Regions from separate parts of the Homo sapiens genome. Here regions 2 and 3 are each linked to region 1. The links are chromatin loops, found by intact Hi-C in ENCODE. Cell type or tissue: Caco-2. All regions are shown on one strand. Each heading gives the region's core, and the rest is flanking DNA. Links, peaks and the distances in the headings are about the cores only.

Region 1 (10,694 bases), core at 2,084-7,083:
AACAACAGATACCTTTTAAAATACACTTTCAGTATAACTAAGTACCTTTTCAAGTTGGTTAAAAAATTCTAAAAGTAGAGTAGTCAAGTCCTTAAGTAACATGAAGATCCTATCTACAGTTTAAATAAATGTTCAGTCATCCCAACAGGAACAAATCATAAAGAAAATGTAAAGAATATATCAAATTGGCTAAATGCATTCTATATTCGTAGTGTACTCACTGAAGCATTGTTCGTGGGTTTTTTTTTTCTGATTCTTACCAAGCCTACATATTTCTTTTTAATTTTTTCTTTTTATGTTTCCCAAGTTTACAGTTCACATAAAATACCCACTGAAGCAGAGAGAAAAGTGAAACAAATATTTCACAGCTCTTTGGGGATTTGAATGGGTTTTTACAATAAAACCTTGATTACTCAAAGAGCACAGGAGTGCCTGAAACCTGATAGAAGGAACAGAGAGCAGGCAGTTCTAAAGGTGCCAAGAGAGACTCAGAACCTTGTGGAGTTGATGCACTGGCCCTTCAACCCTGGAACCCAGGCCAAGCACCAAACCAGGAAGGGTCCAAACAGCCCTGAACATGGCTATCGTGGCCAAACAAACCAAAAAAAAAAAAGTCACTTGGAAAAGATGTGCAAGGTTGTGGTTTCCTGATAAATTAAGATGACACAGGCAGTACCACAGGGCTTCCTTCATTACATTATTGTGAAATCTGGACTCAAATAGAATGAGGCAAACCCACAAGTTAAAGTGTTTTTAAAGTGGCTCAATAATCACTTTGAAAACAGAACACCCTTTCAGTCAGCATGACTGGAACTTTGATCAACAAATCCCCAAGAGCCACAACCCGTCTTTTGTGAACAAGTAGTATCAAGGTGGGGGTGGGCTTGGAGTGCACTGGATGCTTTTCTTCTTTCATCATGAAACCTGGTGGTTTTGTGTCATGTGATATGTTTTTCAGAGATTCGGCAGGAAGCTTGCACCGAGTGAAGGATTTATAAAGATTATAGGAGATAACACAAAGCTATTTTATCTCTTTAAAAAAAATCAAAGGTATTAAATTTTTTTCTACTTCATTTTTGTTTCCTCATTTAAAAATTAGCTGCCACAAATATTATCCCCCATCTGGGCACAAGGTCAGTTGGCATACAATTTTCTTCTTAATTTTCATTTTCTGGATTCCTTGATGACCTGATTTTGTACAAATTCATGCTGCAGAGATAAGGATTGATTGGCTACAAATCAAGGATCTCTGCAGAATGGGAATGAGAGACAAAGGAAGAGGAAGAGGACGGACACCACAAACCATCTTATCTTTTCAAAATGTGATTGGTGCATTTCCAACATTGGCTTACCTTTCCTTATGCTGTCCATAAATTTTGTGCAGGTGTAAGCTCATCCTACACATGTCATTTGGACCAGACCAAGGCTGCTGTCATGGAGGACCCACACCACAGCTTGGGAACCATTCATCTACCAGAGGGTCACATGACTTCAAATGACTCTTCTAGGGGCCACCTGCCATGATAGGGTACCAGCTCTTCCTCTGAATTCCCAATCCATTTCTTGAGAACTACTGTTTCTAATAAGGTACTGTTTCTAATACCTTTCCAACAATGGTTTATTCATTTATCCATACATTTAAAATACAGATTTTTTTTAGCATCTGCCATGTTTAAGATCCTCCTCTAGCACTAGGAATACATTATTGAATAGAACAAAGTCCCTGATTTCATGGTGTTTACATTTCAAGGGAGAACTATTCCTTCTTAGAACAGAACACCGTACAAAGTTGTAACATAGTAAGTGAAAGTGCTCTGGCCAAGGCTGAGACCACAGTCTACCACGAGCTCCTTGCATTGTGAAGAATGAATATTTCTTAAGCACTTAACTGTGTGCCAGGCATTGTGTAAAGTCCTAATATACATTTGCTTCCTCATCGGGTGGGAAGTTGAGCAGGAGGCTTTCTAAAGTGTCTATTAAAACCCAAGTTATTTGGTTGGCCACTTTAGTCTGTGGTGGATTATCTGCACATTTTTGCCTAGAGATCACTTAATCTGTGGCATAGAAAAACTATATTCAATTGGCCGTGTGTAGTGGCTTAACGCCTGTAATCCCAGCACATTGGGAGGCCGAGGCAGGTGGATCACGAGGTCAGGAGTTTGAGACTAGCCTGGCCAACATGGTGAAACCCCGCCTCTACTAAAAATACAAAAATTAGTGGAGTGCGGTGGTAGGTGCCTATAATCCCAGCTACTTGGGAGGCTGAGGCAGGAGAATCACTGGAACCCGGGAGACGGAGGTTGCAGTGAGTGGAGATCGTGCCACTGCACTCTAGCCTGGGCAACAGAGTAAGACTCCGTCTCAAAAAGAAAAGAAAAGAAAAGAAAAGAAAAGAAAAGAAAAGAAAAGAAAAGAAAAAAAAGAAAAGAAAAGAAAAGAAAAGAAACGAACAACTCTATATTCAATAGATCTCTTGAAATAACTTGAATTTGGTGGGGGATGAGGAGGGGTTTCTAATAAGACATGTAATGTAGTAGAAAGATCTAGGCCTACGTTCAAATCTCATTTTTTCCACTAACTGGAACTTCTTTAGTAAGTTGGGGTTAATTCATTTCTCCCAGTATTATTGTAAGGATTACATTGATTTTTATTTTACAAATTTTTATGAGGTCCCTGTGGTGTACTAGGCACTGACCTTGCTACTGACGATATAACAACAATCATCAAGACATATAAAAGTCACTGCTCCATGAGGTGATCTAACACCTCGCCCTTTTGCTTCCTTTGTCTTCCTTTTTTTAGAGGGGAAGAAGGTCATGTGGGAATCAGTTAAATCACGTGTGGATAGAAGACAAGTTCCAGCTTTGTGGGAAATCCTGTAGCCTTCGCCAGGTACACCCTGACAATCTCAGAACTGATCAGGTAAAGCCAGCTCTGAGTTAGACCCTTCTGTGGCCTGTCAGGGAGAGCAGAGAGGGATATGCAGAATCCAGGCAAACCTGTTGTCTGGACTGGCAGAAATGGGAAGAAGCATTTCCAGAACACAGCTGAACAACCAAACCATCATCTATGTTCAAAGGGCTTCTTCTTAAATGCATTTCAAATCGATTTGCAAATTTTAAACAATGTGTCTTTAGTTTAAAAGCTCTAAATATTAAAAAATCAGTAAATTCTCCTTTAGCACTGCCCCACCCTCTGCCATTCTTCTCTTTCTCAGCACAATGGCATTACTGTTCTAACCACTCAATATTCAATATCTTATGTACTTTTAAGGAAATCTTAGGCACAAGAAAAAAGTTTATTTGTGAGGTGAGTTAACTCTTGTTTAAAAAAAAAATGGGTTGGCTCATATATAAACCTTACAAAAGGTTAATGCATAAAACACAAATATAGTTCAATTTCCTTTTTATGTGATTAGAGAAACTTACCTACAGAGTTGCCTATGACACCTACAAAAGAGGTGATGATAAGAATGATGCAGTTCACACTGTTCAATGGTTCCTTAAATTAATGAACACCAGATATGTTAGTGTGATTTCTTCTTCCTCTTTCAAGTTCTTTATTTACCACTCCATGCCCTCCAGGTTAGCTGAGTTTAGTGCTCTGGGATAATGACTAGTTGAATTCGCTGCAATTTTTTAAATATGCCTAGCATAGGGGCCAAAGGAAAACTTCTCTTCCACTCTCTGAAGGTTCACTGAAAATCAACTGGCAAAAGGCAGATCAGTAGGAGAAATGGCATACAAATTACTAGCATCCACGAGGGAGAATCACAGAGTGATTGCCTCATACCCCGTGGGGTAGAGGTGTTTATATACCCTACATCTTAGGGGAAAAGGAAATGGAGATGTATAGGTGACTTTATAGGGACAGAAAACAATTTTTAGGGGAATTCACTGGGCTTGAAGAACATACAATGGCCAGAGACAAAGTCTGTTGGGCCTGCAGAGTGGACAATGGTTTGTGACAAAAGTCTGTCCAGGTGTGTTGACAGATTTCAGTCTTCCTTCCTGCGATAGGAGATGAGTTAATGGAAACTCAGGGAAAACTTAGGGTAATTGTCTTCTTCTTTGATGGGTCCAGACTTTTCGGCAGATAAGGAAACATCAGAGAACAAATTTATCCTGTGCTTTGGGAGATAGGAAGGGGAGAAGGTCAGGGAGACCTTGAGGCTCCTTCAGTTCAGCATGTCAAAGTGCCATATCTTAGAGTATCAGTTTCTGAGCCCCAACACTAGAAACATGAACAAGTTAACAATTCAGTTAAAAGGGAGAGAGAGATGAACTGAGTGAAGTGCATTGTAATCCTTCCTGAGGTTAAGCTAGTGATAGTCGGCCTCTCAGGCGATTATGTTCACCCTCCTAGTGTCAGGGAGACATCTTTACTGCTTTTCCTAAGAGAACTTAAGAGATACTGGGGCAGGGCAGGGAATTGGAAGCAGATAGCAATGTGGACAATCTGACTTTGTTGGCAAATGACTAACCTGAATACAATGAAGTTAAACATCTGCAGATAGTTTCTGGTTGTTGGCTTTTATCAGTTTTTATATCCATGTGGAGTGGTGGGGCTGTGATTAAGAAAGCTGGTGGACTGTGAATTACATTTTTCACCTTTTAGTTTAAGGATTGAATATGACACATTTGGGTGGAAGAGCACACCAGTTGGATTTTACTTTTTTTTTTAATGTGACTGAGAGAAAGTGAATCAGCTGTATTTTGTATTTATTCAGGTTTCATAGTGCTGATTCAGGGACAAGTGTCTTTGTTTTATATCAAATTCTGGGTCTTTTTCAGCAGAAATGAATCAAAGAGAATCAGAGAAATGTGAGTTGACTTTTTTAAAGGAAACAGGAGGATCTGGTGTCAGAGCTTTTAGTCCAGAGTTTCACATTGATGATAGCTGTAGCTGCTTTCTAGAATTCTCAGGAATTAATTACAACCAGATTTGTTTTTGTGGCATTCACATCCCATCTATTTGTCAATTGCTCATCCACTCATCCAACTTCTCCATCTCCATGGAAATCATTTCTTTTTTCCAAGGAAAATCACACAGGAAAACAATAGACTCAACTTGGAAACATCAAAACAGTCAAAGCAGTCTTTCTGAGAACAAGGCCTATATCCCTCAGCTTGATCTGTTTCCCTGAAAACACCCTGAATGATGTTTTTCTTATGTTGAGCTCTTCAAGATCCATATTCTTAGACACTGGGCCAAAAATAATGGGCTTGCCTTTCCCTGTGAGGGACCTTGCCCTATGACCTAAGCTGCCCACACAACCACTGAGCAATAATCCTGTTGGCCTCTTAGAGGGAAATGATGAAAACAAGAAATTGTCCCTCCAACTTGAGGGTTTTTTTCTCCATAAGTCTTAAAATTAATGAGAGCAGTAAGAAAGCATCGTGGCTTCAGTATAAATATAAAAACTATTAATTGTAACAATAGAGAAGAAGTCATAATTCATAATCATTTCCATCTTTCATGTTGAATATTTCAGGGTTTGGAAAAAAATATTTGCATTGATTTTTTTCCCCGAAGCCTAAATTATTCACAAGTATTATGTATCACTGAATTAACAGTAGTCAGAATTGTGTGTTCAACATAAATACCGAAGTATATAACTTTGAATATTTCCACAAATACAATGGATAAAAAGGTAATTTTGTTCACATGAGTCAATGAATTTCGGAAGTAGAGGTGGCAACTCAAACAAACTCTACGCTCCAAACCCACCCCTTTGTGCTTCTTCAAGAATCAAGAATTAAGGCTACAATTCTTAATACCTACATGTTGTTTGGCCAGTTACTTAACTTTTGTTTCTTAGTTTTCTCATCTGTAAAATGGAGCTACTTGTTTCTACTGCATGGAAATATTATGAGAACTACAAGTATTAGAACAATGCCTGCAGTATAGCAAGAACTCAACGTTAGCTATCATGTTTATTTAAACTTCCTAATTCACTTTGTAACTTCTGTGCCTAAGGTGAAGATCCAGGAATACTTAAAGAAATCTCTGAAACAGTTTCTTCTTCGTTTTTTTTTTTTTTTTTGAGATGGAGTTTCACTCTTGTTGCAGTGGCACCATCTCAGCTCACTGCAACCTCCGCCTCCCAGTTTCAAGCGATTCTCCTGCCTCAGCCTCCCGAGTGGCTGGGATTACAGGCATGCACCACCACGCCCAGAAAATTTTGCATTTTTAGTAGAGACAGGGTTTCAAACCATGTTGGTCAGGCTGGTCTCGAACTTCCAACCTTAGGTGATCTGCCCGCCTCGGCCTCCCAAAGTGCTGGGATTACAGGCGTGAGCCACCGCACCCGGCCAACAGTTTTGTAACCTCAGCACCACTGGCATTTTGGGCTGAATAACTTTTTGTTATGGGGGTGCTTTTCTGTGCATTGCAGATGTTTAGCAGCCTCTACTCAGCAGGTGCCAGGAGCATCTCCCCATTTCAGTCATGACAACCCAGTATGGCCTCAAGACATAGCCAAATGTCCTCTGGGAGAATGAGGGAAGGGACAGAGTCAAAACTGCCCTTGACAAGGACTCTAGAATATTCAAAAATTTAAAGCATATGTCTAAAGCAGATTTTCTCTATCAATGGCACTGTCCAAACATAGACCAGAGATTCAAACAGCAACTATTTCTTTTTTAAAAAATCTAATTTCTGATAGGATAATTTAGTTACAATTTGAGGGGAAAAGGTGAAACAAGAAAACATAAAGGAAAAGAAGGGAGAGAGAAAGGAAGAAAAAACAGGAGGGAAGGAAGAAAAAGAGAAAGAAGAAAGGAAGGAAGAAAAAAGAAAGAAAGACACTTAATTGTACAAGAAGAATTATCTATCACTTAACTAGAGACCAGGTCCTCTCTTCCTCTATGCTACAGCAATTTCCAGTTTTTTTTAGCTAACACACAGTAACTGAAATCTAGAAGCTTTATCTAAAAAGCATTTGTTTTAAAAGATTAAGGAAAATCCCATTAGATGGTTGGTGGCCTGTGTTTTGTTACATAAGTCATGTGGGCTAACTTAAAGATCAACCACTCCTTTCAGTGCTCACTTCTGAAATGGATTTTGTTGGAGGGAGAAAAGGAGGAAAAGATAAAAAGGAACCAGAAATGTCCATTCATTCTATTCATGAAAATTGCTTTTAGTATTTATTTACCTCCAAGTCTTTGTTAGACAGGACCTCCATTATTATCTTACTCATCTATTTTTATTCCTTTTGACAAAAACTCACTTCTAATTACTACAAGATAGTTTAAATCAACCTCCCTAGTGCTCAGGTTGGTGTCGATAAAGCTAACTCGGCAGTTTGGTTTTTGAAAATTGATGAGGAGGAAGAAGAGCTCAGATTTAATTCTAACCAGCAAAATGTAACTCTGATCCCAAAAGATCACCAATACATCCTTGAGGCAAGTAGGAATGTATACATTAAAATGTATTAAATAGTCCAGTCCAAACTCAGTGCTACATTCAGAAAACATCAGCCTAACATCCAACAATAACTAAAAACAGTGTAAATTTTTCTTTCACTTTCCTTAAAAATTCCAGGAGGAAAATTATGTTCACAATGCAGACTAGAAACCTCTGTTGTCCATTTGCCACTAGCGCTGCCACCCATATGTAGCCGTGTCCCCCAGCAGTTCCTGTCCTTTGAAACTCCCCTAGAACTCAGCCTCCAACTCAGTGCTTGTATTTTCAATTTCTCTCATCCCTTCCACCTTACCAATGTATTTGTTTTCTTCTCACAGTAGTTGTCTGTTCTTTTGATGTCTATCCAGCTATGATTCCCAACCTTAAAAGATGTTTTCTTCTCTCTCTCTCTCTCTCTCTTTCTTTTTTTCTTTGAAACAGAGTCTTGCTCTGTCATCCATGCTGGCGTGCAGTGGCGTGATCTTCGCTCACTGCAACCTCTGCCTGCCAGGTTCAAGTAATTCTCCTGCCTCAGACTCCGGAGTAGCTGGGATTACAGGCACACACCACCAATGGTAGTTGTCTGTTCTTTCGATGTCTATCCAGCTATGATTCCCAAACTCATAAGACAGTCTCATGGGCCCAACAAGTAAGGAAATACAGAATCTCTATCATTTAGAAAAGACAGAAGCTACAAATACTCATGTAAATATATTTATATTACATATAATATGTGTATGTGTGTGAGTGTGTGTGTGTGTGTGTGTATGTGTGCATAACCCATCCCTGTACAAAACAAATAGAGGGAGTTGGCTTGTTTATAGAATAATGAAATATGGAACTATTCTCACAGTGAAATCATTACATGAAACTTTTATCAGAAAGGAAAATAATTTTCATTGCCTTTCTAGTGAGTGGCTTGGCTATGTATGTTTCTTCTAAGCTTTTATGACTGTTAGTACCAAGATGAAGTAAGATGAAGTTGGGAATCAATTCAGCTGCTCTTTCTTTCTTTTTTTTTTTTTTGCTTTTGAGAAAGGATCTCCCTCTGTCAGCTAGGCTGGAGTGTAGTGGCATGACCATGGTGGCAGCTTTGGCCTCCCAGGCTCAAGTGATCCTCCTGCCTCAGCCTCTGAGTAGCTGGGACTACAGACATGCACCACTGCACCTGGCTAATTTTTTGATTTTTTGAAGAGACAGGGCCTCTCTGTGTTGTCCAGGCTGGTCCCAAACTCCTTAGCTCAAGGGACCCTCCTGCCTCAGCCTCTGAGTAGCTGGGACTACAGACATGCACCACTGCACCTGGCTAATTTTTTGATTTTTTGAAGAGACAGGGCCTCTCTGTGTTGTCCAGGCTGGTCCCAAACTCCTTAGCTCAAGGGATCCTCCTGTCTCGGCCTCCCAAGCTGCTGATCTTTCATTGAGTTTCATTCAACTCTTCCATTAAACTCAATTCCAATTAGCTCTGCCTTCTGTTTTCTTTAAAAGTATAAGGAAGATGACAACCTCTATTTAATACTATATTTTTAATGGCTTTCAAAAATCACGTAAGTGGTTAAAAGTCCAGAGGGACTCAAGATCAGTGTTCACAGTCTATTAACTTCTAACACATTCTTCCATTATGCTTTGTGCTTTGAAATATTTGTCTTAAAACACAGTCTTAAAAACTGCATTAATTATAATAATGTCATTTTCTTCTTTTCAGAGTTTTTGTTCCATGTGAGATACCCACGCCACTTTAAAAAACAAACTATCCTGACATCTAATTACTTTGTGAATGATTGTAATGGCAATAACAATAGAGATGGAAGAATTTTGGAAACAATACTAGTTTCACAGCTTTCATGTGAGATGCCAAGGTTTTAGCATCGTCAGATTGGCAATGAGATTGGATAACTTCTGGGGTCTTTTTGAAATTATATCTTTCTTTTCTCTAGGATCCTACTTCTGGAAAATAAGATTAATACTAATACTAATAAGACACAAAGATTTTTAATGGAAATAGGAATATCTTCAAAGGCTGGATGGACATTGCATGCACTGTATGACAACATTCGTGTATAATAAGATCCTTTCCTTAGAGAATGGGGCAAATCCAGATGGAATGTGAGAAAGACTTCAAGGTTTCAGTGGAATATGCTTATATTGGGAATTGTATTAGTTAAGACTAGGTTTGGCTGCACATGACAGAAAACCCAACATAGTCACTTACACAGGATTAAAACATTTCCTTGTCATATGAAAGTCTAGAAGTGGTATGTAGCTCTGGGTGTCAGGGATGAAGATTCCTTCTAACTGGGAACCCAGCTTCCCATTTCAAAGATTGCTTCATATTCAAAATGGCTGCTGGGTCTCCAGGTATAGAGTCCACCTTCCAGCTAGAAGAACAAAGAACCAAAATGAGGCGTGTTCTCCCCTGTAAGGATACTTTCGTAAGTTGAATAGGATGCTTTCATAAGCATCTCATTGGCCAGACTGGTTAGAACTTAGTAACTGGCCACAATCAGCTGGAAAGAAGGCTGGCAAATAGAATATTTAAGGTGGTCACTGTAATCAGCAAAAAAATCATGAGTTACATAATATATAGAAAAGGAGAACAAGCACAGAATGACAACTAGCAGTGTCTGCATATCATTCTTCCAAGCAAATAAATGGAAATAAAAAAAAAATCTTTACTCCAAGATTCACTTGGCCTTGGTGGAATGAAGAATCAGCATTAACATACCTAGTCAATACACAGGGGTTGGCATTCTTTTGATGGAATGTTGAGTCAAGCTGCATAGGTAGGGTCAGTAGACACACCTGCATCTTCAAACAACTAAAAATCTCAGACACCTGCTGATCACAGGGATGTGCAGAGAAAGGCACAGATTGACCTGATAAGTTAACCAAAATCGCTGGACCTCTGTTTTTGTGGATGCATAAATGATATCTTTAAAGAAATCAGATCTTTAACAACCAACGTAATAAAATCTGAACTTGCCCTTTTTTTTTTTTTTTTGAGATGGAGTCTTGCTCTGTCACCCAGGTTGGAGTGCAGTGGTGCAATCTCGGCTCACTGCAACCTCCACCTCTCGGGTTCAAGTGATTCCCCTGCCTCAGCCTCCCAAGTAACTGGGATTACAGGCACGTGCCATCACGCCTGGCTAATTTTTTGTATTTTAGTAGAGACAGGGTTTCACCGTGTTGGCCAGGCTGGTCTTGTCTCCTGACCTTGTGATCTGCCCGCCTTGGCCTCCCAATGTGCTGGTGGCGTGAGCCACTGCACCCAGCCCTGAACTTGCCTT
Region 2 (10,694 bases), core at 3,758-8,757, 180 kb before region 1:
AGAGTGTTTATTTATCTTTGATTTAGAAAAGACATTGTCTGTTATTTGGCTGTAGATATGTCTTAAGGACTCTTTTAGGTGTGGTCTTGCTGAAACCAAGAGCTTAAGGCAAAAACAGACATGCTTTCCCCTTTTTGATGTTCATGCTGCACCAAAATACACCTAACATCTATGGTCTATGCTGGGAGACCCTCCATGATCACTTAACTTTAAATAGACAGATGGATAAATAGATGGTACTTGCTCTTACTCAGCACTGGTCAAATTTTTACAAGAATGTACTTTCCAGCTTGGAGCTCCACATCTTAAGAGAACTCTAACATTTGGGAAAGATTCAGAAGAGACTGTGAATGTTGATGAGAGGGTTGGAAAATGGAACTTATAAGAAAGAGTTAAAGAAATTGGAATTGCTTTTCTTGGAGAAGAGAAGTAACCTGGTAACAGTCTTCCCATTTTTGAAGTTACATAATATACATGATGATTGCCAAGTGTTTTCCTTCTCTATCAAAGAACATCAGAGGTCAAGTGCTCACACTGCATATATCACATATAAGGAAAACTTGTTGCTTGTGGTGGTGGTAGTGTTAAAAAGATAAACTGGTAACCATTGGCTTTGTAAAAACTTTTCTGGAATTACTTAAATATTGGATAGTTTTTTGGTCTCATATTTTCTGAGGATTGGAAGATAATACTTATGTCATAGTTCTTAATGCATCATGATTTATAAGTCTATAAGAACAAAAATGTATTTTAAAGAAATAAGTGTAGATAATGGCCCAAGATTCATAGAATCTATAATTTACTTTCCGTTAAATAAGTGAAACCAAGACAGGAGATGTGGTTTCCATAGTGACTTTAGGAGTAAACATTTTAGTGTGATACTCTGATTTCTTAAAAAAACACTGCTGCTAATTGACATAAGGAAAGGTAAAATCAAGTGTGTGTGTGTGTGTGTGTGTGTGTGTAAAATATACAATAGATACTATGTATAATAATACAATATACAATAGATATATGTATGCTAAGTTATATGGCCACCTAAGAACCTCAGTTAGAATTTTATTTTTTAAAAAAAGAGAAAAACCCCAGAGCTCTTTCTTTTCTTTCTTTTTCTCTTTCTTGCTTTCTTTCTCTTTCTGTCTCTCTTCCTTCCTCTTCCTTCCTTTTTTCTCTGTCTTTCTTTTTCTTTCTCTCCCTTTTCCTTCCTTCCTTCCTTCCTTTCTTTCCTTCTTTCTTTCTTCCAACTAAGTTTATTCTTCTAGTGATCCCCAAGTAGATATGCTGCTATGCAAAACTCCTTGTGTGAACCAATATACTTTAAATATTCCTCATGTTCCCAGGTTGTAAAATAAGCTGATCAATTCAATAATAAAACAATTTGAATGTCTATCTACTCTATAGTCACTGGTGATGTTGGTTATTTGGTTACCTCAATGAAGAAATAAAACTCATTGAATTCTTTGGCAAATTTCTACTTTTTGTAGTGCTAGGATCATAGAAACATAGTCTCATGATTCATCTGCATTTTAAGCTCTAATAGAACACATCACATTTTAGGGGGAAAATCAATTTTCACCTAATGTTAGCAAAAATGAGATTAAATATTGCACTTATCAAAAATAGCATTATGTGTTTTCCATGATGCAGGGCTATATTTATGTTTTGGTTTTTAATCATACAAATGCATTGTATTCTGTTTTCAGTTCCACTCTTATCACTAGAAGCATTTCTTTGTGCTGAGTAGAACTACAAATATACACATAATTCTCTATGAGTAGGCACAAACAGCTTTGCTTTTAAAATTTTGGCAGCAAATCATCTGCTATGAAAACATGGTTTAATAATTTCTGGTGGAAATATATTAATACCACAGGCTTTCAGATTAAGTCATAAAAAGAAAGGTTTAGATTTTTGTCTTTCACATTTTATTTTAGAAAAAAGACATACCACACAGGCTCACACCTGTAATCCCAACACTTTGGGAGGCCAAGGCAGGTGGATCACAAGGTCAGGAAATCGAGACTATCCTGGCCAACATGGTGAAACCCCGTCTGTACTAAAAATACAATAATTAGCTGGGCGTGGTGGCCTGCACCTGTGGTCCTAGCTACTTGGGAGGCTGAAGCAGGAGAATGGCGTGAACCTGGGAGGCGGAGCTTGCAGTGAGCCGAGATTGCACCACTGCACTCCAGCCTCGTGACAGAGCGAGACTCCATCTCACAAAAAAAAAAAACAAACAAAAAGACATACAGTGTTTATTTAATATAGTGGTTTTGCTTAGATGCTCACTTTTGAAAGTTATTTAATTGGGGGGAATGAAAAATGTTTTAAAACTTTATTGTGGACATTTTCAAACATTCAGAAAAGCAGATAGGATGGTGTAATGAACTCTTATCACCCATCATTCAACATTTATTAACACTCTGCATTCCCACTTTACTTACCCCTACCTCTCTCCCTTAAAACAAACATACAAACAAACAAACAATAACTTTACTGGAGCTTAAATGCACTTAAACTTCCTTTGGGAATTAGTGATATTTTTGTCAGTGTCTAAAATGTAAGCATTTTTATTAGTCAATTTATTCATAATTTTATACTAACATTTTGCTACAGAATACTGAGTATATTAATTTCCTGTGACTGCTGTAACAAATGACCACAAACCTAGTTGCTTACACCACCACCAACTTATTATCTTATAGTTTTGGAGGTCAGAAGTCTGAAATGTGTCTCAGTGGGCTAAAATCAAGGTGTCAACAGCAATGTGTTACCTTCTGGAGGCTCTAGGGAGAATCTCTTTTCTTGCCTTTTCTGGCTTGTAAAGGCTGCCTGAATTTCATGGTCTCCTCCATCTTCAAAACCAGCAATTGTCAGTTAAGTCCTTCTCACATAGCATTACTTTAACTCTTCCTTTTCTGCCTTTCTTTTTCTCTTATAAAGACCCTTCTGATTACATTGGGCCCAACTGGAAAATCTCATCTTTAGGTCAGCTAATGAGCAACATTAATTCCATCTGTAACTACCATTTACTTTTGCCAAGTAACCTAACATAGTCATAGGTTCTGAGCATTAGGATACCGACATCTTTTGGGGCCATTATTTTGCCTACCACGTAGGGCATATTTTATATTGATTTGCAAATATACATTTATGTCTTTCATGTGAAATGTATAATATAGATTTAACAGTCATAGAGAAATAGCAAAGAAGTATTTTACCATATTCTTTGGGTTGAGTCCACATCTAATTATGTGGCCTGATTATTCTTTAACTCACTGTTCAATCTGAACACACACAGTAGTAATTATCATCTCATATTTGGGAGAGTAAAGTAAAAAAACAGCAATAATAACAAAAATAGGCCAGGTGCAGTGGCTCACACCTGTAATCCCAGCACTTTGGGAGGCATGTGGATCACCTGAGGTCAGGAGTTTGAAACCAGACAGGCCAACATGGTGAACCGCTGTCTCTACTAAAAATACAAAAATTAGCCAGGTGTGGTGGTGCACACCTGTAATCCCAGCTACTCGGGAGGCTGAGGCAGGAGAATTGCTTGAACCCAGGAGGCGGAGGTTGCAATGAGCTGAGATGGCACCACTGCACTCCAGCCTAGGGGACAGAGTGAGACTGTCTCAAAAAAACAAAGCAAAACAAAACAAAACAAAAATGACCACGGAACAGATCAATTACAGTAGAATAGTTTACGCAGGTGGAAGGGCCTTCTGACCAGGAATCTTAACATCACAATCTATACATTTATTTATCCTAGAGTATGTCTGTAGCTCTGTTACCTAGGATGCCTCAGCCAACTGAAATGATAGGTACTTTCTCTCCGGCTTCACAACTTTGTCTTCCACAGACTGCCCTAGGCCCCCATGCCATGCCCAGACACTTATTTTCCCTTCATTGTGTTCCCTAATATTATGGTCAGTGGGGAGGCCTCTTAGATTTGCCTTACAGTGAAGAGGGATGGTGTAATTTCACTGTTGCCACTAGCCATAAAGTTGCAGACAGAGAGGCTACAGATGTGGAGCAGATGTGCATAATGATCATTTAAAAAATTCTTTGTATAGCTCTCATAAAAAAGTGACTGTGATAAATGTTTGTGTGTTTGGTGCTCACATTCTATTCTATTATTTAAACAGAATCATTAACTTGTTTGTACTTTACAATCTATTTTTATTTGCACTAAAAACTATTTATTACTACATTATTTCTCTTGAGCTTGGGAGGATGACAGCTTTGCCCTCCCTCCCAATTTAGGATGAATTCATTTACCTTTCTCTTTTTCTGTTCTAGACGGAGTTGTTCCAAAGGATGGGGAAACACCTTCCTTGAAAGGAGCATATCTCATGGAGGCAGCATCAGCATTAGAACCAGGTGAAATCTGAGCCCAGACACTCGATCTAGTTAATTTCTCTGAGCCTTCATTTCTTATTTGCAAAATGGGACTAACAATATAATCCATAAAGTTTCTGTGAGAAAATGCAGGGATAATTATAGAAAGCAGGTAGTGCTGTATCTGGTGGATTAAAGGTCTGTTCCCTTCCCTTTCCTATGGAGGAGGCCATGCCACTAGAAAAACACCTTTAGACCCACAAACTTTTGCTTTTAAATAAAATTAGTTTCCTATTTGTGGGTATCATGAAAATTCTTAGATAGACTTCCACAAAATTTGGAAAGTATTGTTTAGGAAGATCTGATTTAGAATTTGGGTTATGTGGCATATGATAAGAATCACTTTAGGAGATCCTGGGAAGCCTCAAAGAAGTAGGCAGTCATCATACAGGAGCTGAAAGTAGGGTTGAACAAGGGGTATGAATAAACGTCATTTAGGAGAGGCCTGTCATATTCAGTAATATGCCCATAGATGGAACAAAATGGAACATTGGTTTCCAATAGGTCCTTAAATTGAAAGCCATAAGGGTAGGTGCTTTGCAAAGCAGGTATGATTTGTATCCAAATTACCTCTCACATGGGCACCTTGTGGATTTCTCTGGACAGAAGTGCAGCAGGAACCTACTTTTTAATGAATAATGGTTATTGAGTCATTCAAACATCCCAGAATAGCCAGTGGGACCTGGCTGTTCTCCCTTCAAGTTCTTCGCCACCTGTAAGTCACAGAGCCACAGCTGTGGTTCTTCTGCAGGGGCCACAGAGCCCTTCCTCTGCACTTGGAAAAAAATGTCATGTGCTGACTCCAAGAGTGAGTCTTCTGGGGGTACAGGAGACACAGAAACAGAAACTTTCCAAGAAAAACACACTGACTAAACCAAATGACAGAGCAGAAAACATTTTCTGATAAGGCAAAGGGTAATAACTTGGTGAGAATTACACAGGTAATTAAATAGTTGTTTCCAAGGGCTAGGAAAAGACAGGCATCGTCTGTGTTGGACAGAAGGGGAGTTTTGGATTTATTAACATGGATATGAGGGTTTAGGGTTATTTGTGTTTGTGGTAAAGAGCTCAGAGAAGAAGTCTTTATTTACTGCCTAAAGATTTAGTAAGTCAATTTGTTCCCTGCCTTCTATCTCATCCACAGACAATATCTTCTTAAATAGGATACTAGATTGCATGCATGATGTTAAACAAACGTGGAGTAGGAAAATCACCTTATTGAAATAGCTCTTGAGGTGTCCTTAACTCACAAGAACATTGGGAAATTTTCAGACTTTCTCACCAACAGAGGACATAAATACCAAAGGCAAGATGTAAAGTTATGCAAACCTCTGTGGCTGGAATAAATATTTTGTACTTATGGAAAGTCCACTAGAAGACCACTTCTGAATTCAGATCTGTATCAATTAATGGAAGAAAAAAATGGGTTGGAGGAGCCAAATGGGGAATGTTACAAGACGTATTAATGTATAATCAAAATTTAGAAATAGAGGTGGTTCTGAATTGGAATTGGCTTTAGATAAAATACAGAACAGGAAAGAATGGGAGTCCTCTGTTCTAGAAGGGTAGGCTGGCTACAATCGGGTGAATAAGACAATTTCATAAGAAAACGTTTTGAAAGAATATGAGAGGAAACTGCAAGAGCAGAAGAAAGTAATAAACTCATTGCACAAGAATTTCAGAAGAACTAGGGTCAAAAATACAGTCACAATCTGGCAGCTTTCAGGAGGAGGTGGGGAGTAGATAAGGACAAAGAGGTGGGAAGGGAGATAGGGCCAAGTCCAAAGTGCCTTTCAGACTCTCCCTGAGTCAGCAAACCTTGCTTCTTTTTACTTTTACTTTTTCTGTGGGCTCTGAATGGTTCTTTTAATCTATATTCAGGCAGAGTAACAGGCGTGATGAATTTATAATGTAAAAGGTACACTTTGGGAGGCTGAGGCGGGAGGATCACGAAGTCAGGAGATCGAGACCATCCTGGCTAACACGGTGAAACCCCGCCTCTACTAAAGATACAAAAAATTAGCCGGGCGTGGTGGCGGGCGCCTGTAGTCCCAGCTACTCGGGAGGCTGAGGCAGGAGAATGGCGTGAACCCGGGAGGCGGAGGTTGCAGTGAGCCGAGATCACGCCACTGCACTCCAGCCTGGGCGACAGAGTGAGACTCCGCTTCAAAAAAAAAAAAAAAAAAAAAAAGCCAGAAACGCTCACTAGGCAAAAAAAAAAACTTCTCTTCGAGCAGCCTGGTAGGGCCTCTAGCTGGAGAATATTCAGTTGTGTTAAGGCATCTTAGTAGAGCACCAGTGGTATCTGGAAGAAGGTGCCCCCAAAAGCCTCTATCCCTCATCAGCAGGTTTACACAATTCATCGAACAGATTTAATAGTTACAGATTACTCTGTTAACTAGATTTTGAGAAAACAGTGCAGAGTGTTGGCAGAGCAAAGAGAGAAAATCAAATTCTGGAGTGTGGAATGTTTACCCAAAAGAAATGGCAGTAGCAGGAACTAGGAGCCTGAAGGGGGTGCCTTTGTGTAAAAATGTTTTTGATTTCTGATGCCTACAGCTGGATTTTTAATGTAGCTCAAGTCCGACAGAATGCAGGTAGGAAAAAGAAAGCAGCAATGAATTGTTTGCCTCTTCTTTAAACTCTGTTTCTGAAAATAAAATTTGTTAGTATTTTAAACTTAAAACCCTTCATGATTATTATATCCTTAGTTCTTATGTGTCACTGATATACTAAAATAGGTTGTGAATATGATAGAAAGTGAGATGAAAGAGAGAGAGTGTGGTAAGGCTGTGGGTCTGTGAAACTCCAAGGCCAGATGCTGCTCACCTTATTATGGAACAGGTATGTTGATTCAAGCACAGGGTCAAAGGAATGGGCCAGGGTGACTCTTTTTGGAATAATAGTGAACATGTGTTACTCACTCATAGACTCAACCTGCTGATTAATATATGTTATCTCTTGAATTTGAGAATGAAGTTGTACAATTCCCATTTATAGTTGTGGAAGCTAAGGCTCAGAGATACACAGTAACTTGCTGTGTAGCCAGTTGTGGCAAAAAAAAAAAAAAAAAAAAAAGAATTTGTATTTATTTCTGTCTGATCCTAAACAGGTGTTTTCCAGGTATGCACCCTTCCTGCTCACATTTTGATTGGTTTTGAATTCTTGTGTATTATTGACTGTCTACTTCACTAACATCAAGTATAAAACAAAAAATGTATTGCAGCCTAATGTTTAGCTTCTCTACTCTTTTATATTGCCTATATTTCCAGTTCCTTAGATTTGCAAAAGTTATGAAGTTAAATATAAATCATACCTGCAATTGCATTAGTATATTGGTATAGTGCCCTTTCATTGAGTTTGCAGGAAGTGAGCTGTCTTTAAGAATATCCAGTTGTAGGAAGTTCCTCTTTTTCTTTTTTTGTTACTCTCAAAAAGTCTTTGGTCTTTCCTTGTAGTAAATTACTAAGCACTCTAGTTTGGCTGATTTCTAGATTGAATATTAAAGAATTCTATGATAAAGCAAACTTTAAAAAATTACAAACACTGAATATTTTTAAAGTCAAAGAATAAAATCTGCAGAGGCTGTCCATTGGATGTGATTCAGCCACATGTGTTTTTGGTGCAGATTTTTCTCCCTTTCAGTGAAAATGTCTTTCTATTTTCTTGACTTTGATCACTTTGGTGTCAGGGTGCTTTATACTCAGTGGTCATCTGTCAGCCTTTTCATAAGTCAGTTTCTTGCATCCATCTGGTGAATGGCAAAAGATTTTGGTTTAGGCAATTGCATGCATTACTCAAAAGACTGTGGAGACTTTGAGAAGGAAAGAAGGAAAATCTTCATTGCATACTTTTAACTCTTTTTTTTTTTTAAATTAACTTCCCCATCAGAGTGTTTGAAAAAACATTTTGATATGGCATGTGAAATAAGAACAAGAGGAGGTGAGAGGCCTTTGATCTGTGTGCTCTCCTGAAATACGCATGACCAGCTCTAGGATAAAGAGGGTGAGAGGCTTGTGTTTTGCACCCACATCTCTCTTTCCATCAGTTCCTCCCACTCAGCTGCGTGGTCTTCTTGTTGCTCAGAGCCCTACCTTTTGATCTGGCTGCCAGAGCTGCATTTCTTTTGGGTAAACGTTCCACACTCCAGAATTTGATTTTCTCTGTTTGCTCTGCCAACACATAACTGCCCTGTTCTCCCAAAATCTAATTAATGGAGTAATCTGTTAAACTATTCAATCTGTTCAATGAATTGTGTAAACCTGCTAATGAGTGATAGAGGCTTTTGGGGGCTCCTTCTTCCAGATACCACTGGTGGTCTACTAAGATGCCCTCACACAACTGAATATTCTCCAGCTAGAAGCCCCCACCCAGGCTGCTGGAAGAGAAGTTTTTTTTGCATAGTGGTTGATTTTGGCACCTTTTACGTCATACATTCCTCATGCCTGTTACTCTGCCTGAATATAGATTAAAACAACCATTCAGAGCCCACAGAAAAAGTAGACAAGCAACTCTGAAATTAGGGTATAGGGCTGGAATATGGAGGATACAAAAGAGTCTACATTAGCCCCAAATCTGGCCATCACATGGGAGAGGCAGCTGACACAGATATCTAGAAAGCAAAGCAGAGGCTCATAACTCCTGCAGATTTCGGGAGTGTAGTCTGGTAGCCTGACTTCCAGGACCAGTTTATTCATTTACTCATTATTTTATTCTTTCATTCTTTCACATTTCTTGTACAACTATTATGGGTCAGTCATATGTGGTTAAATGCGCTAACAGTTCTGTCATTTTCCTGGTTGGAAAAGTAGAGTCAATTTACAAAAAAGAACAAAACTAGGGTTTCTGAAATAAAGATTTGTAATTTGCTTTTTTCATGCAGGTGCAAATTATCTTAAACTGATATAAAAAAGAAGAAACAGAAATTTTAAAATATATGTTTTTTACAAATGTGTACCATCTAATTATCAGCTAGAAGTCTTATTCTGTGAAGAGCTAACACAGGTTCTAGTGTAATAATAATAATCAGCATAACATTTATTGAGTATTTACTGTACATGCCAAACAACTGTGCTGTGTGTTTAACATGAATTTTTGCATTTAATCCTTAGGAAAAATTCTGTGAGACAGGTTTGTTATTACCTTCCTTTCCCAGATAAGCAAGCAGATCAAGAAATGTTGATCGCATAGCTGGAATTTAGAGCCTGAAATTGAACCCAGGCAGTCTGACTCCAGAGTCTGCAGTCTTTTGTTGATGTTACCTGTCTCTACTCCAGCCACAGGTGGTTCACGACCTATGATGGTTCAACTTAATGATTTTTTGACTTTACAATGGTACGAAAGCATTTGGTAGAAACTGTACATCAAGTACTCGTATAACCATTCTGTTTTTCACTTTCAGTATAGCATTCAATAAATTACATAAGATATTCAACACCTTATTATGAAATAGGCTTTGTGTTAGATGATTTTGCCCAACTGTAGGCTAATAACATAGTTGTTCTGAGTATGTTTAAGGTAGACTAGGCTAAGCTATGGTGTTTTGGTAGGTTAGGTGTATTAAATGGATTTTTGACTTAGGATTTTTTCAACTTCCGATGGATTTATCAGGATGTAACCCCATCATAAGTTGAGGAGAATCTGTTATTTTAAACCCGTAGAATTAGCTGTGCCTGGTGGTAGGCACCTGTAATCCCGGCTCCTTGGGAGGCTGAGGCAGGAGAATTGCTTGAACCTGGGAGGTGGAGGTTGCAGTGAGCTGAGATCGTGCCACTGTACTCCAACCTGGGTGGCAGAGCAAGACTCCATCTCAAAAAAAAAAAAAAATTTTTTTTGAAAGAATAGTACAATGTATGTAAGAGTGAAGCAATAAAGATACATGCACATGCATGTTTATTGCAGTACTATTCACAATAGCAAAGACTCAGAATCAACCCAAGTGCCCATCAATGATAGACTGGGTAAAGAAAATTTGGCACATATACACCATGGAATACTATGCAGCCATAAAAAAGAATGAGTTCATATTCTTTGCAGGAACATGGATGAAGCTGGAAACCATCATTCTCAGCAAACTAACACAGGAACAGAAAATCAAACACCAGATGTTCTCACTCATAAGTGGGAGTTGAACAATTAGAACATATGGGCACAGGGAGGGGAACATCACACACTGGGGCCTGTCAAGTGGGGTGGAAGGCAAGGGGAGGGATAGCATTAGGAGAAATACCTAATGTAGATAATGGGTTGATAGGTGCAGCAAACCTCCATGGCACATGTATACCTATGTAACA
Region 3 (10,694 bases), core at 3,165-8,164, 140 kb after region 1:
GGTACCATTCCTTCTGAAACTATTCCAAACAACAGAAAAAGAGGGAATCCTCCCTAACTCATTTTGTGAAGCCAGCATCATCTTGATACCAAAATCTGACAGACACACAACAAAAAAATAAAATTTCTGGCCAATATCCCTGATGATCATCGGTGCAAAAATTCTCAATAAAATACTGACAAACCGAATCCAGCAGCACATCAAAAAGCTTATCCACCACAATCAAGTCAGCTTCATCCCTGGGATGCAAGGCTGGTTCAACATACACAAATAAATAAACGTAATCCATCACATAAACAGAACCAATAACAAAAACCACATGGTTATCTCAATAGATGCAGAAAAGGCCTTCAACAAAATTCAACAGCCCTTCATGCTAAAAACTGTCAATAAACTGGGTACTGGTGAAACGTATCTCAAAATAATAAGGTCTATTAATGACAAACCCACAGCCAATATCACACTGAATGGGCAAAAACTGGAAGCATTCCCTTTGAAAACCAGCATAAGGCAAGGATGTCCTCTCTCATCACTCCTATTCAACATAGTGTTGGAAGTTCTGGCCAGGGAAATCAGGCAAGAGAAAGAAATAAAGGGGATTCAAATAGGAAGAGAAGTCAAATTGTCTCTGTTTGCAGATGACATGATTGTATATTTAGAAAACCCCATTGTCACAGCCCAAAATCTCCTTAAGCTAATAAACAACTTCAGCATAGTCTCAGGATACAAAATCAATGTGCAAAAATCACAAGCCTTCCTATACACCAATAATAGACAAACATAAAGCCAAATCAGGAGTGAACTCCCATTCACTACAAAGAGAATTTAATACCTAGGAATACAACTTACAAGTGATGTGAAGGACCTCTTCAAGTTGAACCACAAACCACTGCTCAAGGAAATAAGAGAGGACACAAACAAATGGAAAAACATTTCATGCTCATGGATAGGAAGAATCAATATGGTGAAAATGGTGATACTGCCCAAAGTTATTTATAGATTCAATGTTATCCCCATCAAGCTACAATTGCCTTTATTCACAGAATTAGAAAACATACTTTAAATTTCATATGGAACCAAAAAAGAGCCCATATAGCCAAGACAATCTTAAGCAAAAAGAACAAGGCTGGAGGCATCACGATGCCTGACTTCAAACTATACTATAAGGCTGCAGTAACCAAAACAGCATGGTACTGGCACCAAAACAGATATATAGACCAATGGAACAGAACAGAGGCCTCAGAAATAATGCCACAAATCTACAACTGTCTGATCTTTGACAAACCTGACAAAAACAAGCAATGGGGAAAGGACTCCCCATTTAATAAATGGTTCTGGGAGAACTGGCTAAACATATGCAGAAAGCTGAAACTGGACCCCTTCCTTACACTTTATACAAAAATTAACTCAAGATGGATTAAAGACTTAAAGGTAAGACCTAAAACCATTAAAACCCTAGAAGAAAACCTAGGCAACGCTATTCAGGACATAGGCAAGGCAAAGACTTCATGACTAAAACACCAAAAGCAATGGCAACAGAAGCCAAAATTGACAAATGGGATCTAGTTAAACTAAAGAGCTTCTGCACAGCAAAAGAAACTATCATCAGAGCAAACAGGCAACCTACAGAATGGGAGAAAATTTTTGCAATCTTCCATCTGACAAAGGGCTAATATCCAGGATTTACAAGAAATGTAAATAAATTTACGAGAAAGAAAACAACCCCATCAAAAAGTGGGTGATGGATATGAACAGATATTTCTCAAAAGAAGATATTTATATGGCCAACAAACATTTTAAAAAAAGCTCATTATCACTGGTCATTAGAGAAATGCAAATCAAAACCACAGTGAGATACCATCTCATGCCAGTTAGAATGATGATCATTAAAAAGTCAGGAAACAACAGGTGTTGGAGAGGATATGGAGAAATAGGAATGCTTTTACATTGTTGGTGGGAGTGTAAATTAGTTCAACCATTGTGGAAGACAGTGTGGCAATTCCTTAAGGATCTAGAACCAGAAATACCATTTGACCCAGCGATCCCATTACTGGGTATATACCCAAAGGATTATAAATCATTCTACTATAAAGACACATGCACACACATGTTTATTGCAGCACTGTTCACAATAGCAAAGACTTGGAACCAACCCAAATGTTCATCAATGATGAACTGGATAAAGAAAATGTGGCACATATACACCATGGAATACTATGTAGCCATAAAAAAGGATGAGTTCCTGTCCTTTTCAGGGACATGGATGAAACTGGAAACCATAATTCTCAGCAAACTAACACAGGAACAGAAAACCAAACACCGCATATTCTCGCTCATAAGTGGTTGTTGAACAATGAGAACACAGGGACACAGGGAGGGGAACATCACACACCCGGGCCTGTCAGGGAGTAGGGGGATAGGGGAGGGATAGCATTAGAAGAAATACCTAATGTAGATGATGGGTTGATGGATGTGGCAAACCACCATGGCACATGTATACCTATGTAACAAACCTGCACTTTCTGCACATGTATTCCAAAACTTGAAGTATTAAAAAAAATAAAAATAAAAAAAGCCTAAAATAAGATAAAATTTTTTAAAAAAGCAACAAAGTATGAATAATTTGCACTATTGTCGGATTCTACAATAATTTCCCCATAGGGATTCCTCTGACAAAAAAAAATCCCATTAATTTTTCAATTCCTCATTGTAATTCTTCTTTATATAATTTACGATACAATAAAACAAATGCATATGTTTAAAAGTTTAAACCTATCTTCAAAGTTCCCTGAAGATTCATTCTCTTGTTTGACATTGACTTGACTACTGTAAGTAAATATTTCAAAAATTTTAAATATCCTTTATAAGGAAGCACATAAAGTGTCTTATCTTAGCCCAAAATGCAAACTAAAAAGCAGCTCCATGCCATGTTTTTGCTAAATGTCATCACTTAGATCTCTAACTCACCAACCAAGACTTGATCTAAAACACAAATAGACCCAAACAAGACTTTGTAAAGAGATTCAAAAAAATATTCAGGCCTGAAAAATGTGTTCCTGCCCACATTATTGGCCCAGCAAATACATCCCATCTGGGCAAATGATCAGAGAAGTGCTGAAAAGAAAAAAAAAAATTAGCCTCCTCAAATGTCTATAATTCTGAGCATTGAAAACTATTTTTTGCTTAAACCAAAGAGGTTTGGCTTCTTAAGATTTTTATGCAAGCCTTGCAGGGTACCTAGAGACCAAACCCAGAATAATTCACCAAAAGTAAAAATTTCTTATTTTCTCATGTTTTATTTTTAAGATATGAGAAATTCTGATGTCTAGTGTAATCTGTATCTTTATTTCTTTTAATATGAAAATAATGTGAGTTTTTCCTTTAAGGTTCTTAAAGTAAATGAGAAGCTCCAGAAAAATGTGTTGTGCTTATCCTGTGAATTTTTCTCTAAGCACAGGCCAGACTGGAAAACTTGGAATTAAATGTGTTAAAGACCCCCGTCAGATTAGAATGGGAACGGGTTCTTAGGGGAGGCATATTTGGGGTTGATTTTGATCAACTATTAACAGCATTGCATGGACTGGTTTATCAGAAGAACTGGCAAATCTTCTAACAAGGCCCTGAGGCAGTGAAACCAAAACAGCAAGTTTATACAGCAGAGGTACCAGGAAAGCCAAGTGAGGAGGTTGACCCACAAGCTATGGCGTGGTCTAGGTGGGAAGGGCAAAGGAGACAGTCATGCCACTAAGAAGTGGCAAGCCTGGAGTTTGAAGGAGTGGACAAAAAAAAAAAAAGAGAGAGAAAGGTTTCTGAAAGAAGAATAGAGGACCCAGAAATAAATATTTCCCACATCTTATGTTTATCAAGAGTATTCCCACTGATATCAACAGGAATGAAAACATAAATATCTGCTTCAAACATAATCACTGCAAAGAATTGGAAAGTGGCTGATACAGGCTCCTTCTAGTGGTTCGCTGGAGTCTATAAGAGCGGAACAAGAGATAAAGAAAAACTCCTCCTCAGGTTACAGTTACATGTTCTCTTTGCCCTTCCCACCAAACACTGATTTGCAGAGGTCATTGCCTAAGCAGCAAATATGCTATTCGTCAGGTAATAAAGGCAAAGTTAACGATACAAAGATAAAAGAAGCATTTTTAAATTTACAAAATAGAACAAAGAACTACAAAATAGGGTCATCAATGTCAAGCAATTAATTATTTCCTAAACAAAGATAACCCTGGATTTCAAAAGCACACTCATCAATTACAGACAGACTAGCCCAAAAGATGACTAAGGGATAATATCTGGAATATAGGTTACAGAATGCCTTTCAAATGTCTGAGATACACACATTCCGGAGTACCGTGAAAACTAAACAAACAAGAAAGCAACACTTAAACGCCCGACATTTCCCAGAATTTGTATAAAATAGCATGCTAACTCACTCTGGAAAGCACAGCCTGCTTATCCTTTCAGATATAGAAGGGAAGATGAATCTGTTCACTGCTTTCTCTCTTCCACCTCCCCCTGAGTGTTCTCCACATTTAAGAGAAGGTTTTTGCTAAAAAGTAAAATACTCCTTGGCATTAGGAAGAGCAGCATACTTTGCATTCTTTTTTTTTTTTTCAAAATTGTATCAAAATCTCCTTTGAAAGCAAGGATTGTTCTATTTATTTGCTTTGTATCCTCTATGGTCAGAGCTCTATGAAAGAGAATCCAATCAGTTCTGCAACAATAAACAGGATGTCTAGGAAGGTATCACAAAAATCCTTAAAGCACAGTTAATTTTAAAACTTATTATTACTATTAATTATTATTAGAGAAAGGATCTTGCTCCATTCCTCAAACTAAAGTGCAGTGGCACCATCATAGCTCACTGTAACCCCATATTTCTGGATTCAAGAGATCCTCCTGCTTCAGCCTCCTGAGTTGCTAGGACTACAGGTGCATGCCACTATGATCAGCTAATTTTTTTTATTATTTTTTGTAGAGAGGGGGTTTCACCATGTTGCCTAGTCTTGAACTCTTGGCCTCAAGTGATCCTCTGGCCTCAACCTCCCAAAGTGCTGGGATTTACAAGTGTGAGCCATCAAACCTGGCCTTAATTTAAAAATTAATGAAAACAATTAATTCTACTTTGGCATCAAAAATAATTGCCTAGGCCAGGCGCAGTGGCTCACACCTGTAATCTCAGCTCTTTGGGAGGTCAAGGCAGGCGGATCACCTGAGGTCAGGAGTTTGAGACCAGCCTGGCCAACGTGGTGAAACCCCATCTCTACTAAAAAAATTTCAAAAATTAGCCAGGCATGGCGGTGCACACCTGTAATCCAGCTACTTGGGAGGCAGAGGCAGAAGAATCGCTTGAACCTGGTGAACCAAGATCAAGCCACTGCATTCCAGCCTGGGCGACAGACTAAGACTCTGTCTCAAAAAAAAAAAAAAAAAAAAGAAAGAAAGAAAAGAAAAGAAAAATTGCCCGTATAACACTTTGTAGAAAGATGCAAAATGTTAAAAAAACAAAACAAAACAAAACAAAACTGATCTGTATTGCCATATTAAAAATAAAATAAAATAAATAAAACACGTTGGGAATTACCATAGCAGCCCTCACCTGCTTCTCTGTGCAGGACCCCCTAAGGTAGAATATAAAATGTCATCAACTGTTCCCTGCCTTGAATATCAGGTCAGTCTACTGTCCCTCCTTCCCCTAGGGCAGCATATCCTCACCAGCAGCTCAACTGTTCTGGCAAGAGCAGCCTGTAGCCTGAGCCGGGCCTTCCCTCTCACCTCCTCTTCCCCTCAGAAAGGTGTTGCAAGAGCTGCTCCCTGCTGCCCTCTGTCTTCCAAAGCTCAATTTGGTTAATTCCTCCACAGCTTGTCTTTTTTCCCCCTATCTTTACACACCTCCATAAACACAGTTTTTCCTCTTTTCTCCCATCCTTGCCCAGTTACCTGAGAGAAAAAAAATATGGCGCTAGAGTGGATACTGCGATTTCAGGACCGAAACCAATTCCACCAATGGCTGTGGTGTTAGTGGCTGTATTAGTCCATTTTCATGCTGCTGATAAAGACATACCCAAGAGTGGGTAATTTATAAAGAAAAAGAGGCTTAATGGACTCGCAGTTCCACGTGGCTGGGGAAGCCTCACGATCATGGCAGAAGGTAAAAGGCACATCTTACATGGCAGCAGACAGGGTAGAATCAGAGAGCCAAGCGAAAGGGGTTTCCCCTTATAAAACCATAGGATCTCGTGAGAGTTATTCATTACCACGAGAACAGTAGGGAGGAAACTGCCCCCATGATTCCATTATCTCCCACCAGGTCCCCCCAACCACACATGAGAATTACAGAAACTAAAATTCAAGGTGAGATTTGGGTGGAGACACAGCCAAACCGTATCAGCGACCGTGGTACTCAGGAGACATCGTCCGTGGGATTTGCTCTCAGCGGGGGAGTTGCATGCTCCAAGTCACACCTTTCCTGAAGTGGCCCCTATCCACTCACTGATCAATGAGGAGATAGACAACTGAAGGACTGTGCCTGCTTCAGGGCTGCCCTGCCATCAGCCAAGTCATTTGCGGTACCTGCATCTCCTCTTCTCCAGTTCTGCTTCTGTTACTCCACAGGGGTTGATTCAGAGCGGCTCCCCAGTCAACTACACTATCTCAGAGTCTGAATTCCAGGAAACTGACCCAAGATACCCATCCTCTTTTTCCCCACATTCTTTCTTTCTTGTTGTTTTTATAGAGACAGGTGTCTCTAGGATGCCCAGGCTGGAGTGCAGTCGTGCAATCACAGCTCACAGTAACCGTGAACTCTGGGGTTCAAGTGATCCTCCAGCCTCAGCCTCTAGAGTCGCTGGGACTACAGGCGTGATCCTTCACGCTCTCAAGGCTCCGTATTCTTTCTTTGTGATTAAAAATGAACCTTGGGGTGGCTGATCAATGCTAGTAAAACATGGGTGTCAAACTAAAGTTTTAAGTAAAATTATTCCTTAACTTCTAAAGGCTTCAAATGTGCTGAGAATTTCCCCCTGGATAATCTCCACAAGTCTCCAACATTCTCCTCTCCTCCTCTAATTAAAAATGCCATCGTCAAAGCCATATTGTAGAAAAAAGAAATTATTTTTATTAATTTGGTTATGTTCAGTTATAATTAATGGATTTGCAAACACAGTCTGCATACCTAAACTATAACATTTGATTTCTCTGCTTCTTTTCATTGCAAATGTACATTAGTTCATCTAGGTTTGAATTTAAGTTGATTTCTATGAGCTGACCCTTCGTTCCTTTTATTATTTTTGGTAGAAAAATTATTTTTAAGTTCAGAACAACTGACAGTGAAATAAACTGTTGGAACTCAAATCGCCTGAAAGTGGGAGTTCACAATGGCTCCAAATAATTAGCTTTGGAAAGAGAGAGAGGCCTCACACCATAGCAGGGACATGAAATGAAGCTTCAGACTCCCCCACCTCGCAAAGACACAGCTTCCCAGTAGCTTCACTGTGTAACGGCAGAAGGGTCCCAGCTGGACTGTTGCATTTTAATTTCCCTGCCTCCAGATCACTGCTTGGACCACACCTTCATGACTAAGCAGTCCAGCCACTCATAGGGCAATTGGGACAATGAGGTCATATGTACCATGGGCAACGACCAGCCATTCTTCCCTGCTTATCAGGGCATGTGAGGACACCTACTGCACAGTCCGTAAGCTTCTCCAAGCTCTTTATTGGGAAGTAAAATAGGACTGAATATTTCATTACATCTCTGAGTGACTTAAAAAAAATTTTTTTCATTTATTCTTTATTATTTTTTAAGTTCCAGGGTGCATGTGCAGGCTTGTTACATAAGTAAACATGTGCCATGATGGCTTCCTGCACCTATCAACCCATCACCTAGGTATTAAGCCCAGCAAGCATTAGCTCTTTTTCCTGATGCTTTCCCTGCATGACTTCCCCTAATAGGTCCCAGTATGTGTTGTTCCCCTCCCTGTGTCCATGTGTTCTCATTATTCAGCTCCCACTTATGAGTGAGAACATGCAGTGTTTGGTTTTCTATTGCTCGTTAGTTTGCTGAGGATAATAGCTTCCAGCTTCATCCATGTTCTAGCAAAAGACATGATCTTGTTCCTTTTTATGGCTGCCTAGTATTCCACGGTGTATGTGTACCATATTTTCTTTATCCAGTCTATCATTGATGGGCATTTGGTTTGATTCCAAGTCTTTGCTACTGCGAATTGTGCTGCAATGAACATATGCGTGCATGTATCTTTATAACAGAATGATTTATATTCCTTTGAGTATATACCCAGTAAAGGGATTGTTAGGTCAAATGGTATTTCCAGTTCCAAATCTTTGAGAAATTGCCACACTGTCTTCCACAATGATTGAACTAATTTAACTTTAAAAAATTTTTATTGGCAGTACTCTCTGAGAGACTAGAGTTATACATTAACAAGGCCAGACGTTACCATTTACATGAGAGCAAAGACCAAAAATAATAACTGCAGACCAGAGACATACCAGCCAAAATGATGTGGATGGGCAGACCTTCTTTTTCAAAGCAAGGCTTCTAGGAAGCAAGCAGCGTGTTCACATGCATTCTGACACAGGCTTCTTATCTCTTCGTGGCTGAGTAGCAAACAATTCAAATACTGGCTTCTTTGAGGAACACTTTCAGAGAAACCGAAAGTCACAGCACTACCAAAGCTGCTGATTTTGAGATGCTGATGCAATGTTTTGCTCTTCTTTAAGTAAGGGAGAATTTCCTCTTCCCCTTTGGCATGGATAACAAAGTAATGCTGCCTCCTGCTCCCAATGACCCCTCTCCTTAAGACTCAGGCACAAGCCCATGGGACCTGGGCCAGAGGACAGTCTGGAAAGTAGATACTGTGAGTTGTTCCGCATCTCTTACACTCCAGCAGCAAGGCATTTTCTTTGCTACATTATTATTTCTCTTAAAAAGTGTTGTTTCCCAACCAAGGGTCTGGCCATGCCTGGGATGCCTGGAAGACCATCAAATGTCACCAGCCTGGAATGCGTGGAGGACCATCACCTCTACCTCCCCCCTCAAACCATGGCATTGACTAACATACTTAAGGAAACAAGATGCTGACAATATCGGCTGGGTAGACCCAGTTAATTCCCCACTAAGTACACCCAATTGATTTCCCTACCTTTGAAGGTGCATTTTTTAAGGGCATTAGAAAGATTTGTTGATAACAATAAAGGCTATATTATGGAATTAACTATAGTTTACTAAATAACACTACCATACATTTACACACAAAAAAAATGCAAATGATATAGTACTAGCACCAGGATATGACACTGATATTCTCTATCAATCCTTCCTCAGTAGCATATCGGTAAATTCCACATGTAGCTAAAGAAATATCTCTCCATTTTTTTTTTTCAAATTATCTTCCACTGTTCTGCTGCTGTGGCGGCATTGCTTACTGACTCTCTTTACCTCCATATGAGTTCGCACCCCATTCTGTACCAGACCATTACTTCCTTCTATCAGGGCTTGTATTCATCTGTTCATTCATTCAACAAATACAGTTTAGGGTCTTCCATGTGCTGGAGTATTGTTGTAGGTATTGGAGATACAAAGATAAAGCAGATACAGCCCCTTCCAGTTTCTCTAGGATCAGGCAGCACGGAAGACTGAAAAAGGAAATGAATCTTGTACTGAGTTTTTTAACTACTTTATTTCATTTTGTATTTGTCTTCAAGATCACTTTATTGTCAAGTACGATTATTATTTTTTTTTAGACAAAGTCTTGATCTGTCACCCAGGCTGGAGTGCAGTGGCACGATCTCAGCTCACTGCAACCTCCACCTCCCAGCTTCAAGTGAATCTCCTGCCTCAGCCTTCCAAGTAGCTGAGACTACAAGCACGTACCACCACATCCAGCTTATTTTTATATTTTTAGTAGAGAGAGGTGAGGTTTCGCCACGTTGGCCAGGCTGAGCTCGAACTCCTGACCTCAGTTGATCCACCTGCCTCGGCCTCCCAAAGTGCTGGGGTTACAGGCATAAGGATTTTAATTGACATAAGCAAATGAGAGAAAAACAAAGGTAGATTTGTGAAATAAAAGATGACTTTATGCCAAATGAAAGCGAAGGAGGTTCAGGTGCCAAGGTCTCTATAGTTCAAATGGAGAAGTGGTGGAGAAATTGGGGCCACTCCAATGCCTTGTGCAACAGCATAAGCATGCCAAATTCCAAAACCTGTACCATGACAGCCAGTAATACATTCACACTGTGAGTAGCAGTTTAAATTTCTCAAAACTTCATCTGTCACACCAAATTTATGTTGTTAATTTGAGTTTTACTGGTTTTAGAGTTTTTTTCTTCAGTTTGTAAATTTATTTCAGTTTTATAATTAGAAGAGCTATAAGCATCAGCCTTTACACCCAGCTTTATGTTTGCACTTATGTAAGTAACATTGTCATTAAATTAACAATGACACTGAGGAAAACTGTTCCTCATGTTCACATAAGCTTTGGAAACTAATCTTTTACATTAACAGTGGTTGTTCCTAGCCATGGAGTTATCATTCCAGCTCCTATTGATGGAATCAGCCCTGTTTTCAATTTTTTAGTTGATCAGAGATGAAAGAAACGGTCCCTTTTTGTTTTCTAGAGGCTTGAGGGGACACTTCTGGCCTTCTATGTGCAGGGACTATAA

The links. A loop is a pair of places that touch in the nucleus more often than their neighbours do. Peaks named below come from ENCODE experiments on the same cell type or tissue, not always from the same donor. Only the 100,000 strongest peaks of a DNase experiment are listed, where the experiment ranks them.
Region 2: it touches region 1 in a loop (6-fold over the local background); 2 of 110 quality-filtered maps call a loop at or near these places.
Region 3: a loop joins it to region 1, with 4 times the contacts of the local background. A loop is called at or near these places in 6 of 110 quality-filtered maps.

Annotation. Positions count from the first base shown.
Region 1 is chr2:215,680,540-215,691,233 of GRCh38, forward strand. All of the region lies in intron 5 of LINC00607 (long intergenic non-protein coding RNA 607), which reads right to left. It overlaps LOC102724861 (a long non-coding RNA gene), which reads left to right. Exons shown (of 8, transcript NR_187737.1): 6 at 1,385-1,587; 7 at 2,803-2,922. Among named protein-coding and RNA genes, the nearest start is that of LINC01614, 32 kb to the right of the region's middle. In Caco-2, for the core only: no CTCF peak of the experiment used is centred there; a DNase peak (open chromatin) is centred at 4,392.
Region 2 is chr2:215,499,557-215,510,250 of GRCh38, forward strand. No RefSeq gene overlaps it. Among named protein-coding and RNA genes, the nearest start is that of FN1, 69 kb to the left of the region's middle. In Caco-2, for the core only: no CTCF peak of the experiment used is centred there; a DNase peak (open chromatin) is centred at 6,155.
Region 3 is chr2:215,822,907-215,833,600 of GRCh38, forward strand. All of the region lies in intron 1 of LINC00607 (long intergenic non-protein coding RNA 607), which reads right to left. Among named protein-coding and RNA genes, the nearest start is that of LINC00607, 15 kb to the right of the region's middle. RefSeq lists enhancers at 8,604-8,683, 8,704-8,753. In Caco-2, for the core only: CTCF peaks have their summits at 5,839 and 6,040; DNase peaks (open chromatin) are centred at 4,055, 5,785 and 7,625.